Linked DNA regions of Homo sapiens: regions 2, 3 and 4 are each linked to region 1. A link is a contact called in ENCODE Hi-C or POLR2A ChIA-PET data. All regions are on one chromosome and are shown on one strand. The core of a region is the stretch at or near the end of the contact, and the rest is flanking DNA. Distances in the headings are between cores, read along the strand shown.

Evidence for each region. Hi-C counts contacts between places; a loop is a spot of excess contacts on that map. ChIA-PET counts read pairs that join two places held with the same protein, here RNA polymerase II (POLR2A). Pooled maps may share reads with other maps.
Region 2: a loop to region 1 is called in a map of IMR-90, with 7 times the contacts of the local background. The contact joins the promoter of GAS6-DT here to the promoter of SWINGN in region 1. A Hi-C loop is called at or near these places in 12 of 168 maps with a recorded cell type or tissue (CD8-positive, alpha-beta T cell, IMR-90, aorta and 7 more), 1 of 37 single-sample maps with no recorded cell type and 14 of 50 pooled maps. POLR2A ChIA-PET finds 5 or more read pairs at or near these places in 3 of 52 experiments (AG04450, PC-9 and activated T-cell).
Region 3: a map of mucosa of descending colon shows a loop between it and region 1 (2.4-fold over the local background). The contact joins the promoter of GAS6-AS1 here to the promoter of SWINGN in region 1. A Hi-C loop is called at or near these places in 10 of 168 maps with a recorded cell type or tissue (K562, gastrocnemius medialis, head of caudate nucleus and 6 more), 1 of 37 single-sample maps with no recorded cell type and 10 of 50 pooled maps. POLR2A ChIA-PET finds 5 or more read pairs at or near these places in 4 of 52 experiments (AG04449, AG04450, Panc1 and 1 more).
Region 4: a loop to region 1 is called in a map of gastrocnemius medialis, with 2.3 times the contacts of the local background. The contact joins the enhancer-like site here to the promoter of SWINGN in region 1. A Hi-C loop is called at or near these places in 5 of 168 maps with a recorded cell type or tissue (K562, gastrocnemius medialis, pancreas and 1 more) and 9 of 50 pooled maps. POLR2A ChIA-PET finds 5 or more read pairs at or near these places in 6 of 52 experiments (AG04449, AG04450, BJ and 3 more).

What each region holds. Positions count from the first base shown.
Region 1 is chr13:113,927,554-113,930,777 of GRCh38, forward strand. SWINGN (SWI/SNF complex interacting GAS6 enhancer non-coding RNA) reads right to left here and starts at 1,438. Exons shown (of 1, transcript NR_047495.1): 1 at 1-1,438. It also overlaps a transcript of C13orf46 not described here.
Region 2 is chr13:113,862,779-113,866,181 of GRCh38, forward strand. It overlaps GAS6-DT (GAS6 divergent transcript), which reads left to right and starts at 1,399. Exons shown (of 2, transcript NR_044993.1): 1 at 1,399-1,517; 2 at 2,232-3,403. GAS6 (growth arrest specific 6) reads right to left here and starts at 1,298. Exons shown (of 15, transcript NM_000820.4): 1 at 1,055-1,298; 2 at 797-963. The coding sequence starts at 1,142. RefSeq lists silencers at 322-371, 852-911, 932-991 and an enhancer at 712-1,303.
Region 3 is chr13:113,813,510-113,816,859 of GRCh38, forward strand. It overlaps GAS6-AS1 (GAS6 antisense RNA 1), which reads left to right and starts at 2,101. Exons shown (of 5, transcript NR_044995.2): 1 at 2,101-2,182. TMEM255B (transmembrane protein 255B) reads left to right here. Exons shown (of 9, transcript NM_182614.4): 9 at 1-3,350. RefSeq lists enhancers at 1,985-2,054, 2,105-2,344, 2,405-2,524.
Region 4 is chr13:113,835,861-113,839,022 of GRCh38, forward strand. It overlaps GAS6 (growth arrest specific 6), which reads right to left. Exons shown (of 15, transcript NM_000820.4): 6 at 2,209-2,331. It overlaps GAS6-AS1 (GAS6 antisense RNA 1), which reads left to right. Exons shown (of 5, transcript NR_044995.2): 4 at 2,217-2,387. Among named protein-coding and RNA genes, the nearest start is that of GAS6-AS1, 22 kb to the left of the region's middle. RefSeq lists enhancers at 1,422-1,631, 1,740-2,292, 2,132-2,191, 2,847-3,162. Within about 2 kb of position 1,436, at least 30 of the 41 ENCODE cell types and tissues checked have a DNase peak (open chromatin) inside an H3K27ac peak, as active enhancers do; they include PC-3, gastrocnemius medialis and pancreas, where a contact is called at or near this core.

The DNA.
Region 1 (3,224 bases), core at 188-2,687:
ACCCAACTACACTGATGGAGCGACCGTCTACACAGGGATCCTACGGTGGGGAGTGAGCCTTGCTGGCCTGATGCATGGCAGTGGTTCCTGCTCCAATAAGACCAAGAATAATTAATAACTGTGACTAAGTTAGAAGCTTTGGCTGCATCTGAATTCACCAGCGTTTCCAGCTCCTGAGGCCATGTGCGGTGTCACCTCACTCCTGGCAGACAGACTCCCACTCGGAGGATGATTTTTCATAGCCAGGGTCGCTCTGTGGACCTTGGATGGACCAACGTGCTTTCCATGTCCAACTTTGTCAAGATCCGGGGAAGATTCTCCAGCAAGTCTCTTGGAAACATGTGCATGTGGCCCCAGGCGACGTGAGGGGTGCAGTCTGCCTGCGTTATGCAATGCTCAGGCCAGTTTTCCCTGAGAGAGGAATGCTGCCGATCCTCTGCGGTAACCCACAAAACTCCACGGAGATGCTTGGAAGGAAAAGCATCGCGTCCTCCAGATGTTTTGAAATGTTCAAGTATTTAAAAGGGAAATGGAATTTCTGTTTATCCTTTTAAGTGACAATTATTCATTGCGTCTTCCTGGCCACAGCTCATTCAGCACTACTGCAGATCCGGCCAGACCCCCAGGAGCCGCGGCCCCTGCACAGCCAAGGCCAAGAAGCTCCCATCGTGGAGGGGGGCGCATTCCGGACCTGTGAGGCCCGGGGTTCGTTTTTATGCCTCCTTAAAGGGATGAGCCAGAGAAGAAAGTCTTCGCAAAGCCTTTGCCCCAGGAGGGGCGGGGCTGCGCAGGGCGCCTGTGGAGGCCGTGGCCGGGCAGGTGGGGAGGCTCACACACAGGCCAGAGGCTTCCCTGGAAACTGACGCCCTAGGGCAGGTCCAGCTCCTGGATGGTCGCAGGTGAAGAAACGCCAGGCCCAAGGGTCCTGGGAGAGAGAGGGGAACAGCGCCCAGGAAGAGGTGCAGGTTCCCAGGGACTGCAAGGGCCGCCGCCACCCTCCCACACCCCACCCTCGCTGCATCACCAGTCAGCCCAGGGCAGGCTGCTGACCCTCCCTTGGCCTCAGTTTCCTCATCTGTAAAATGGAAAAAGAAGCATGTCCACCTCACCAGTGGTCACAGTCACAGGTGCTGACATGGAGAAGGATTGATGCGTCCTCCTGAGTGCTGCCTTGTCATGCTATAAACCAGGAGGCCTGGCTCTCTGCCTCCCGGGAAGGTCTGTTTCTAATCCTGTGCTGGGTCTGCGTGGCTCCATGGCCTCAGAGGCTGACACCGAGTGTGGTGTCCCTGGGTCACCGTGCTCCTTGGTTTGGTCCAGCAGGAGAAAGGGCAGCCTGCCAAGGAGAAGGCTGTGAGCTTGGCAGGGGAGAACTTAGGCGCTGTGCCTTTGGGAGGCTGGGATTTAGATCACAGCTGGGAAGCTAAGTCCTGACTGCACTGGCCGGAACCAATGGGCTCCAGTAGCCGGATGCTCTGCCAAGTCAGGAGGTAATAACCGCCACGGCCTGGGAGAGAAGCTGGCACAGCCGTGGGCCCCTGCCCTGCGGTCTGGCCTCGCAGGTCCCCAGGCCGTGTACAGACACTGTGCGGCAGGGAAGCAGAGGCAGCCATGGGGAGCAACCCTGTTTCTCAGTGCTACATGCCTACTCTCCCTGAGCTGATGTCTGGAAGACAGTAAAGGAGACCTGAGGCAGTGCTGCCCCTCCTTCCGTCTGCCACCTCCTCAGGGCTGGCCCAGGCCCTGCAGAGCAGGTGGTGGTGGCTGCTGGTGGTAAAGCCCGTCCATCCAGAGCCTCGCTCTGCTCCCAAACCACCCACCTCCCGCTGCACATGTGGCAGCTTCAGGAGCCTGGCGGGGCTAAGAGGAGATGACAGACCCCAGCAAGGACAGGCTCAGCTTCTTGGGGACCGAGTCATTGCCTGTTGCTTCTCCTGGGGGCCTCGACTGTCCGAGTGTGTTCAGGCACACGGTGCCCTGTCTGTTTCCCAGGCACTTGGGCCAAGGCTGGACAGGGAGGTGCCATGTGGGACGAAAGCCCAGGCTGTGCAGTGCTGGTCACCGGGAGTGACCATGGGTGAAGTCGCGCTGTGAGTGACTGCCTGTTATCACTGACCACGCAGGGCCATCCTGGGTGACCCGCTGTGCCACAAGCAACTGGTTCACATTGGAGCCCCCCTCTGGAGCCCTGGGCAACCCGCTGCCAGTGGGCCTTTCTCCTGAGGCCCCTGGAGTCCCGGAGCATCCCGTGAGTTCATCTGCCATACCTGTGATTGCCATGTGGGCCCAGCGCCCTCCAATGGAAAAGCTGCATTCAGTTCTGCCCGAGGATCCCAGGCCTACGACACTGTCCTCAGGCTGCCAGGGAGCAGGAGGCTGTGGGGATCTGCGTTCTTGCCAGGCCTGGGAGCAGCAGCCAAAAAGTGGACTTACGTGGACAAAATGTTGGGCCAGGGAGGAGCCCTCGGCTCTGGACGGATGTCTCTGGTGCTTTTATGCCACGTGCATTTCTGCAGATTTGATGCCCGGCAGCCAGCACTGGGCTGTGGCCATGGTGGTGAGGCAGCCTTGGGTCTGCACGAGGCTCGGAGGCCTCCAGGAACCTCCCAGGAATGTGACTGTGCCTGGAGAGAAGCGCCATCTGCACGGCGCAGTCCAGATGCTTCTCTCCTACAAGCCCATCATCAAACACACAGCTGCCCAGACTTCAGCAGGATTTGTGCACAAGAAACGCAAAGGCACAGTCCATCGGGTGAGGCAGAGGTGGAAGGAGCACCGGGGTGGGAGTGGAGGAGCACCGAGGTGGGGGCGCAGGAGCACCGAGGCGGGGGCGCAGGAGCACCGAGGCGGGGGCGCAGGAGCACCGAGGCGGGGGCGCGGGAGCACTGAGGCTGAGCTGTCTCTAGTGATCTCTCAAGCCTCAGTGCAGTGGCCACAGGGCAAGGTGCCTCCTGGTGTGTCCTCGCCTCCAAATCAGGCTGCTCCACTTCCCAGGTCAGAGTCCTGGGGGGTTGTGTTGACCCTGAGCCCCCACGAGCATCCAATCCAGCAGAGCTGGAAGGACCCAAGAACCTGCATTCCTCATGGCTCCCATCATGCTTCCGGTCCAGGAGCCACCATCCAGACCACACTCCCATTCATCCCCTGGCCACGGAAGCTGAAGCCTTGGTTTCCCCACCTGTAAAGTGGGAGTATCAACATCACCCACATCAAAGGGCCTGGAT
Region 2 (3,403 bases), core at 149-2,648, 65 kb before region 1:
AAGGAACATTCCAGCAGAACGGAAAACTTCGCTATGAAATCACCCTGACTTCAGGGCGGGAGGGACGTCAACGGGAATCCACACCTTCTCGGACTTTCCAAAGTCACCCGCTCCCGAGCCCGCAGGATAGAGTGGCCAGGCCGTCCTCACACGGCGGCTCCTGCGGGAGGCGGCCCCGGGCGCCCCGCCTTCTCCAAGGACATTCCTAACCGAGGTGCCGGGGCCAGCACCGTCGGGCTCCTGAAAGCACCCGCTGCCTCCAGGAGAGCACCTGGCAGAACGGGGCCGCGGAGCCGCCCTCCCCTCCCGCATGCGGCCCCGCTCGATTCCTGGAATCTTATTTTTGGACCTGCTGCCGCAAGCAGTTCCCGCCCTCGGCCCTTTCAATTCCTCTTTCGGGAGGGGACTGCTCTCCACCCCTCTCAGGAGGACGAGGCGCGGCCCGGGGGTTCCTCACCTCCAGCCCAGCAGAGGGAGGGCCGCGGGGAAGCGGTTTGGGTTTTAACCATTGTGTTTCTCTCGCACTTTGGAAACGGACTCCCGGCTTCCCCGCGGGGAGGCGTCTGACAGCGAGCGTTTCCCGGACAGCCCCGCAGCGTCTCACCGGCCTGCGCGGGGATCCCGGGGTCGCCGGGGGATGGGCGTGGGGGACGCGGGGCGGGCCGGGGCTCCTGGGACCCTGAGGCCAGGCCTCGCCGCGCGGAGCTGGGGGGCGGCAGCAGCGCTGCCTCTCGGGAGCGGTTGGAGGCGCGCGGGCGCCAGGGGTTCCCCCGCATCCCGCCCGCCGGCTGCTCACCGTCTCGGGGTCGTTCTCGAACACCTCCCGCGCCTCCTCGCGGCTGCACAGCTCCTCCACGCACTCCCTCTCCAGGTGGCCCTGCTTGGCCTCCTCGAAGACCTGAAAGGCGCGGCGCTGCCTGGGCCGCAGGAACTGCGTGGCCTCGCGCGCCGGCAACAGCGCGGCTGCCCGGAGGGAGAGAGGGGGACGCGTCAAGCCGCGCCCGGAGCCTCCTCCCGCCGCCCGGGGACGGGGTCTCGGGCCCGCGGGACTCACCAAGCGCGCACTCCGCGGCCAGCAGCAGCAGCAGCAGCTGCGGCGCGCGGCGCAGGGCGGCGGGCCCGGGCGAGAGCGAAGGGGCCATGGCGGGCCGGGGACGCGCGGTCAGAGCGCCCGGGAGGCCGAGGCGAGCCGCGGGCGCCGCGGGGCGGAGGCTCCGGTCATCCCGTCCTGGCGGCCCTGAAGGTCACATCGCGGCGGCGGCGGCGGCGGCGGCTGCGGCACCTCAAGCGCTCGGTCTGGGCGTGTTCGGGCGGCTGCGCGCGGGGAGGCGGCGGGGGCGGGACCAGCGCGCGGGCGGGGCGCGGGTTCCCGGGAGGATCCGGGCGCGGGGAAAGCGGAGCGTCCGGGACGCGGCGGGACTCGAGTGTTTCGGAAAAGGAGCGTCTCCCCAGGCGGTGGTTGTCTTCACTAGCGATGGGGTAAAAGGAGGACGCAATACCTGGTTCAACTTGAGCAGGTACATTTTGACCATATTCCAGGTGTCATGTGAAGATTTAAGCCTCTTTCCAACCCCCACTCCCCCCGAATCTACTGCATCCTTTTTGGAGTCTTCATTCTTAGGCACATTTTGTCAAGACTTAAAACCTACCAAAGAAAAGATACACTGAGGTCAGATCCAATCCCACTGGGGGCCAGCGAGTGAAATGCGACGGTTTCCTTTTATAATCTCTGTTTTTCATAATGATGACATTAAAAATCTTGAGGTTTCCCAGTAGATATTTAAGCTGAAAGCAACATTGTGCTTGTCTTCAGAGACCAAGACTTTCTGGCTCTTGTCTTGGAATATTTCGCAAAGTCATAGGCAAAACACACACAAACAAACAGAACCAAAACACAGCAGACCACTCACGGGGGACCGAACCAGGCAGTTAGCCCAGCATCCCCCTGCTGCGGGAGGAGGGAGCTTGGATACTCCTCTCTGGAGAATCCTGCTCTGGAAATCCCCACACCCCAAAATGCAATGTAGAGGGGCAGTGAGTCAGCACCTCACCCCAAATGAATGGCCGTTCTGCTCAGCAGGCTCAACGCTTAGATCCCCAGATCCAGTTTCTCTTTGCTTTCTGTAATTGGAAGAATGGAATAGGATTGCTGCTAGAAATCTTTGAGGTCACTGGTTTGAAAGTGGGATTATGAGCATGAATTTTTGTTGTTGTTGTTTGTTTGTTTTCAGACGGAGTCTCGCTATGTTGCCCAGGCTGGGGTGCAGTGGCGTGATCTCTGCTCACTGCAAGCTCCGCCTCCCGGGTTCACGCCATTCTCCTGCCTCAGCCTCCCGAGTAGCTGGGACCACAGGCGCCCGCCACCACGCCCGGCTGATTTTTTTTATTTTTAGTAGAGACGGGGTTTCACCGTGTTAGCCAGGATGATCTCAATCTCCTGACCTCGTGATCCGCCCGCCTGGGCCTCCCAAAGTGCTGGGATTACAGGTGTGAGCCACCGCGCCTGGCCGAGCATGTTAATTTAAGCAAATGAATGTCCCTGGGAATGATCTTCAAGGAGAATTAAAGTGGGATAGAGAAGTCATCTATCTGCACCTGTGTCTGAACCAGAATGACGAGGCACTTCCATGTCAGCTAGTTACTGGAGCAGGCGGAGTAAGGAGTACCCCTGGGCTTCTGCCCCGAAACCACCACGGCTACTTCAAAACAATATTACATTAATTTTCCTGCTTGTTCTTGAGAAGCACTGGTTTGAAAAATTGGATGGGGTGATACATGTTTTAATCAGTATTTACAAGGCTCCTTAATCACTTCATCAGACAATTCATTGAGCACCTACTATGTGCCAGGCAGTGTAATTCATTGAGCACCTGCTGTGTGCCAGGCAGTGTCTGAGGCACTTCTAGCTATTATTTCCTAAGGGTTCCAGCAGCCCATGGATAAACTTCAAAGAGTGTAAGCTCCTAAAAATTGTTCGTATTTTCTGCACATTTTTGTAGTTTTGGAGAAGAGAGTTAATGGAGTTCTTGCCATTCTCAGAATTATTTGATCCCTTTAGGAATGAGCATCTCTAGCCTCTGCCTGTTCATCTGGGACAATCTGCACCTGGGCGTGGACCTGCTGCTTCAGATCAGTAGGTATCAGAATGAACTCAGTTGGATGGGGCAGTTCAGGACCCCTGGCCTCCTTTTAGTCTGGACCCCACTCTCATTCCTCATATTCTCAATTCACTCTTTCTACTGAGTTACTATCCTAGTAATGACAATGCCTCCTATCATCTAGAGACTTGGTTTGATACAATGCATTCACATACAACTGCTCGTTTTGATTTCTATAACTGGGGAATACAGAAAGCAAATATGCGGTGCAATGGAGGATGTCTCCATTACCCCAGATAACTCCA
Region 3 (3,350 bases), core at 851-3,350, 110 kb before region 1:
GACACAGCCTCCTGCCCCCTCTGCTGCCCGGGAGCCTCCCTCTGTCCGATGGAGGGTCTCACACAGCCTCTGCCCCCTCCGCTGCCCGGGAGCCTCCCTCTGCCCGACGGAGGGTCTCATCCTGTGTCCAGCGCTCCTGGGCAGAAGGCCCACAGCGCACATCCACACATGAACGGTGGCTGGCTGGGCCCAGGGGCCCTAACGGGCCTCTGAAAGGCCTGCAGCCAGCTCTGGTCTGTGAACCCGCCACTGCTTGTCATTTTTATCTTATAAAATCCAGCCTCACAAGCTTGCTGTCCAGGAGAATGTGGTCTTGGCCTCTCAGGGCTGACTGGCCTTGAACCAGTCCGGGAGGTCGGGCACGAGCCGGAGGTGCGGCGTCCTGTCTGGAAATCACCGCCCAGTTCCTCCAGGGCTGTGGGTGCCTGGCTCCGAGTAAGAAGCTGAACAAGCAGCAGAGACCAAGAGGTTTCTGGAGCGCCGGGAGATGCACTCACGAGCGCCTGTGGGGGAAGAAAAGTGTGCCACGGATTTCCCGAGTCCCCAGGGCTCTCACTTTACCTCAGGGAAGGCTCTATGGGCGCCGATGGTGCCGTGGTCTTGTGTGGGCGGTTCCTGGGCACCCTGGAGCTCGGGCTGTGCCCCCGAAGCTGCCTGGTGCAGGCACCAGCACCTCTTGGTGTCCTAGGGGTGCGAACAGCAGAGAAGCTGAACTGCAGGTCTGGGCAGGGAGTCTATGCCCCCTGGAGCTCTGGCCAGCAAAGTCACAGGAATAACCCTCCTTCCCCTCATGTCAGCCCTCGGTCGCAGGGTGCGGTGTGGGGGCATCAGAGTGCTTCCCCGAGGCTGCACTCACCAGCTTCCCCCAAACACAACATCGATCTTTCCCGACTTTTAATCTTGTCTAGAGTCAAAAGCTGTTCAAAAATATTCAACTCCAAGGTCAACAGTTTTGTTCTTGCCACAAAAATGTCCTTATCCTTTATCCCAGCCACAAAGAATGTGAACAATTTGACTCAAGGTTCGTGGTGGCTGGAGGGTCCCCCAGGTCCCAGGGCAGCTCCCACCTGGCGCAGGGCTCCGGCCAATGCCTGGCCTGCAGTGTGGGCGGCGGCTGCTCTCGAGGTGCACCTGTCTCATGTGGACGGATCCTGTCTGGGGCCACCAAGCTCTGCCAGCCTGAGTCACGGTCTGATGAACCCCCTCTCTGGGCTCCGCTGGGGCCTTCTGATCCCAGCCTCCTCTGCAGGGATGGGCTCCCAATCCCGCCCTCACTTGGTTCCCATGCACAGCCGAGGTCAGTGAGACCCTGGAGGCCGCGGGAGATGGGGTGGAGGGGATGGTGGGGCAGGGGGTGCTGGGGGGTTTGGGGGTGCTGTGGCCCCGGGGCAGGGGGTGCTGGGGGGTTTGGGGTGCTGTGGCCCCACCTGCACTCCCTGCCTCACTGGGACAGCACAGGAGACAGGCTTCTCCTGCAGCTCAGAGGTGGGGGCCTAGTGTAGCTGCAGGTTGTGACTGAGGAGGGCAGGGTCAGAGCATTGCCCTGGGCAGGGGTCCGTTGAGACTGGCCCCACCTTATTAGCTTGGGACCTTGGGTTACAGGGAGTCTCCTCCTGCCTCAGTTTCTACATTTCACACAGCAGCACTGCTCACAAGAGCTCCCAAGCAGAGGCAACTACTGAGTGGGGGAGGGACACAGTCCGTCCACATGGGGCCAACGGCCACAAAGAGAGGAAGGGACATGGGTGACGGTCCGTCCACGTGGGGTCACCGGCCACGGAGAGAGGAAGGGACATGGGTGACGGTCCGTCCACGTGGGGTCACCGGCCACGGAGAGAGGAAGGGACATGGGTGACGGTCCGTCCACATGGGGTCACCGGCCACGGAGAGAGGAAGGGACATGGGTGATATGGTTTTGCTGTGTCCCCACCCAAATCTCAACTTGAATTGTATTTCCCAGAATTCCTGCGCGTTGTGGGAGGGACCCAGCGGGAGGTAATTGAATCATGGTGGCTGGTCTTTCCCGTGCTATTCTCGTGATAGTGAGTAAGTCTCACGAGATCTGACTGGTTGATCAGGATTTCCGCTTTTGCTTCTTCCTCATTTTCTCTTGCTCCTGCCGTGTAAGAAGTGCCTTTTGCCTCCCACCGTGATTCTGAGGCCTCCCCAACCATGTGCAATTGTAAGTCCCGTTAAACCTCTTTTTTTCCCAGTCTCGGGTATGTCCTTATTAGCAGTGTGAAAACAGAATACTACAGTGGTCCATCCACACGCGGGTCTCACCCAGCCACAGAGAGGGAGAGGACGTGGCCCATCCACACGCGGGTCACCCGGCCACGGAGAGGAAGGAAGCTCTAACGGGTGCTGAGGCTGTAACACACAGTGCTCAGGGAAGGACACCAGACATGAAGACTGTGTTCTGTTTATATGCAGTGTCCAGAGAAGGCGTGTCCACAGACAGAAGCCGACTGGGAAAGGAGGTGCAGTCACTGCTCAGGGACACGGGTTCTTTTCGGGGAGGCAAGCGTGTTCGCAGCGTGTTCTGTATGGGGAGAGATGCAGTCACTGCTCAGGGACACGGGTTCTTTTCGGGGAGGCAAGCGTGTTTGCAGCGTGTTCTGGATGGGGAGAGGTGCAGTTACTGGTCAGGGACACGAGTTCTTTTCGGGGAGGCAAGCGTGTTTGCAGCGTGTTCTGGATGGGGAGAGGTGCAGTCACTGGTCAGGGATACGAGTTCTTTTCGGGGAGGCAAGTGTGTTCTAAGCGTGTTCTGGATGGGGAGAGGTGCAGTCACTGGTCAGGGACACGAGTTCTTGTGGGAAGAGGAGTGTCCGGGAGCCAGATGGCAGTGATGGGTGGACGGCCCCGTGGATGGACTGACCACCGACCCATGCTCTGCACTCATGAGGCGTGGCTATTGCTGTGTGAATCACATCTCCATGGAAACGGGAGTGGGAGAAACGGGCCCCAAGGATGTTGTGAAGATGGCCTTATGGGGCTGCACTGGTGACTTGGACAGTGCTGGCCACCGGCCCTGCTCAGTGAACAAGAGCCATGGTCATCACCCTCGCCACACAGAGCAGCTCCTCCTGCAGACTTGGGGACCCCGTGGCCACCAGACCCCGCGGTGGGAGCAGAGATGCCTCCGAAACTCTGGAGACCCACAGAGGCAGAAGAGGATTCCACGAGGCCGGGGCCCGTCAGCAGATCCTCAGACGGCGACACGCGCCACTTCCTTTTCTGTTTCCTAGACCTTTTAACTGATGGAATTCAGTAAGCAGAAAACGTGCTTGAAACAAGGGCACCATGGAGCGGACCCTCCCCCTCTCCCCTCGTGGAGTCCTTGACCC
Region 4 (3,162 bases), core at 186-2,685, 92 kb before region 1:
GCCCAGCAGGTGGAGAGCTGGGAAGGGCCCTGCTTGGTGGAGGGGTGGGGGGCGGCGGTGCACGCTGTGCTGTTCCATTTAAATGACGGTGCTACAGGACACGGGGCCGTAAAAAGTAACCCCCCGGGGGCATTTGAAACTAAAACCCCAACCCCAAAGAGAAGCATTTACTGGTTTCAATCAATTTTCACTACCGGGTTAAACCACAATCCTAAGACTTGAGCATCTAATGTGGGACAGATGCTGTTTACGGCCAAGCACCCTGGGGTAGGAGGGGCAACCCTGAAATGAAGAGCCCTTTAGTCACCAGAGGAGAGCAAAGGCAGGGGCACGGAGAAAGGTGGGGGAGGAGAAGGGGGAGTAGGAGTGGGAGGAGGAAGGGGGGAGGGGAAGGAGGAAGAGGAGGAGGAGGAGGGGGAGAAGGGGGAGGGGGAGAAGGGGGAGGGGGAGAAGGGGAGGGGGAGAAGAGGAGGGGGAGGGGAGGAGGGGAGGAGGAGGGGGTAGGGAGAGGATGGAGAGGAGGGGGAGGAGGGGGAGGAGGAGGAGGGGGAGGAGGAGGGGGAGGGGGAGGAGAATGGGGAAGGGAAGGAGGAGGACGGAGGGGGAGGAGGACGGAGGGGGAGGACGACGGAGGGGGAGGAGGAGGAGAAGCAGGGAGGAAGAGGAGAAGGTGAGGGAGGGGTGGGGGAGGAGGTGAGGGAGGGGGTGGGGAGGGGTGAGGGAGGGGGTGGGGAGGGGTGAGGGAGGGGGTGGGGAGGGGTGGGGGAGGAGGAGGAGAGGGGAAATAAGGATGGGGGAGGAGGAGGGGGAAAAAGAGGAGGGGGAATGAGGAGGAAGAAGAGGGGAATGAGGAGGAAGAAGAGGGGAATGAGGAGGAGGAGGGGGAGGAAGAAGATGGGGAGGAAGAGGGGGAGTGGGGGGAGGAGGAGAAGAAAGAGGAGGAGGAAGATGAGGAGGAGGAGGAAGATGGGGAGGAGGAGGGGGAGTGGGGGGGAGGAGGAGGGGGAGTGGGGAGAGGAGGAGGGGGAGTGGGGAAAGGAGGAGGGGGAATGGTGGGGAGGAAGAGGAAGATGGGGAGGAGGAGGAGAGGACGGGAATGCCTCTGTCACTGTGGGCAGTAACTGTGAGCCTAGACTTTGCCGGGAGTGCCCGACTGGTGCAGGGACCCACGGGAGATGCTTTAGACGTCATCTCTCAGGATCGGCCTAGTCTTCACCTCTCTTTAAACCTGGGGTGCTGCTGTCTTCCAGGTCAGGGATAGAGCAGTGATGGGAGGGGCTCTGTCCTCGGCGGGGAAATGGGTTTATGTGTTAAGATGGGAATCACGTCATCTGCACACAGGGCTAACTCCTGGGTGGTCAGGGAAGGGAACCACCAAAGTGGACAGAAATAGCAGCTGCCTTTTGAAATCGGGGGATGGGGTGTGGCCCCTCCTGTCTGGTCAGATTCACTCTCCAGATCCTGGGGCTGTTTCTCCCTGAGCAACTGTCTGTCCTGTCCACGCAGTTCGGTGTCCTGGACAGTCAGCAGCAGCGCTAAGAACTATGCCAGAAACTCTCAGGGACACGCCTGGGCATGTCCAGATACAACGTGGGGAGGGAGGAGGAAGGTGCTCCCCCTGCAAAGTGGCAAAGGGCCAGTGGCAGCAGCAGCACCTGGAACAGCGTCGGGGGCGCGCACATTCACAGTGACTTTCTGGGGTGTCCTGGGGCTCCCCAGCTCTGGCCCTGGGCTGAGGGAACCCCAGACTGAAATATGAAAGGAAGTGGGGAGGGCAGGGCTATATTTAGTGGACAGAGGGAGACCAACAACGGGGTGCTTCTGGGGATGCTGGGGAGAGTGGACGGCGGGGGGACCCTAGCCTGGAGCCCTGACCCACAAGCTCACTACACAAGTGCCTGGAGCACTTCCAGGCTCTGTGAGGCTCTGGGGAATGGACGAGGCCCTACAGCCAGCAGTGTGGCCTCATGGGCTGGGCCGGCCCCCTGAGTCCTGGCCCTCAGATGCCGGGTGAGTCATCCTGGTGTGGTGCCGAGCAGCTCCCTGTGCTGCGGCTGGCCTGGGCTTGTGTAGTCTCTGCAGGATGCCCCATCCCATCCAGAACCACAGGAACCCAGCCAGCAGCAGCCGCTTGCAGAAGAGCAGACATGACCGAAAATAGAAGGTGGGGAGAGGAGAGAGGAGAGAGGCCTCACCCCAGGGCCTTACCTTGGCAGGTCCTGCCATCAGAGGAGAGCTCGAAGCCGCTGTGGCAGGAACAGTGGAAGCTACCCGGCTTGTTGTGGCAGATCTGGAGGCAGCCCCCGTTCTCCTGGCTGCATTCGTTGACATCTGGGAACAAGCACAGGCCTGAAGGGGAGCCCAAGGGTGCACAGCCCCTGGCTACGGTAGGAAGAGATCCCAGAGGTGCACAGCCCAGCCCTGGAGCAGGGAGGGAGCCCAGAGGTGCACAGCCCAGCCCTGGAGCAGAGAGAGATCCCAAAGGTGCACAGCCCAGCCCTGGAGCAGGGAGGGAGACCAGGGGTCACAGCCTAGCCCCGGAGCAGGAGGAAGGGACCCCGGGGGTGCACAGCCCAGCCCTGGAGCAGGGAGGGAGCCCAGGGGTGCACAGCCCAGCCCCGGAGCAGGAGGAGGGGACCCCGGGGGTGCACAGCCCAGCCCTGGAGCAGGGAGGGAGCCCGGGGGTGCACAGCCCAGCCCCGGAGCAGGAGGAAGGGACCCCGGGGGTGCACAGCCCAGCCCTGGAGCAGGGAGGGAGCCCGGGGGTGCACAGCCCAGCCCCGCAGCAGGAGGAAGGGACCCCGGGGGTGCACAGCCCAGCCCTGGAGCAGGGAGGGAGCCCGGGGGTGCACAGCCCAGCACTGGAGCAGGGAAGGAGCCGGGGGGGTGCACAGCCCAGCACTGGAGCAGGAGGAAGGGACCGCGGGTGTGCACAGCCCAGCCCTGGAGCAGGGAGAGAGCCTGGGAGTGCACAGCCCAGCCCCCGAGCAGAGAGAGATCCTAGAGGTGCACAGCCCAGCCCTGGAGCAGAGAGGGACCCCAGGGCTTGGACCTCACACCCCACTCAGCAGCCCTAGCGTTTCATGGCCCCTGGTCCTGGCCTTGCGTGTGGAGGTAGATGGTGGGAGGGCATGGGGGATCCCCAGCTGCGGTCTCAGCCTG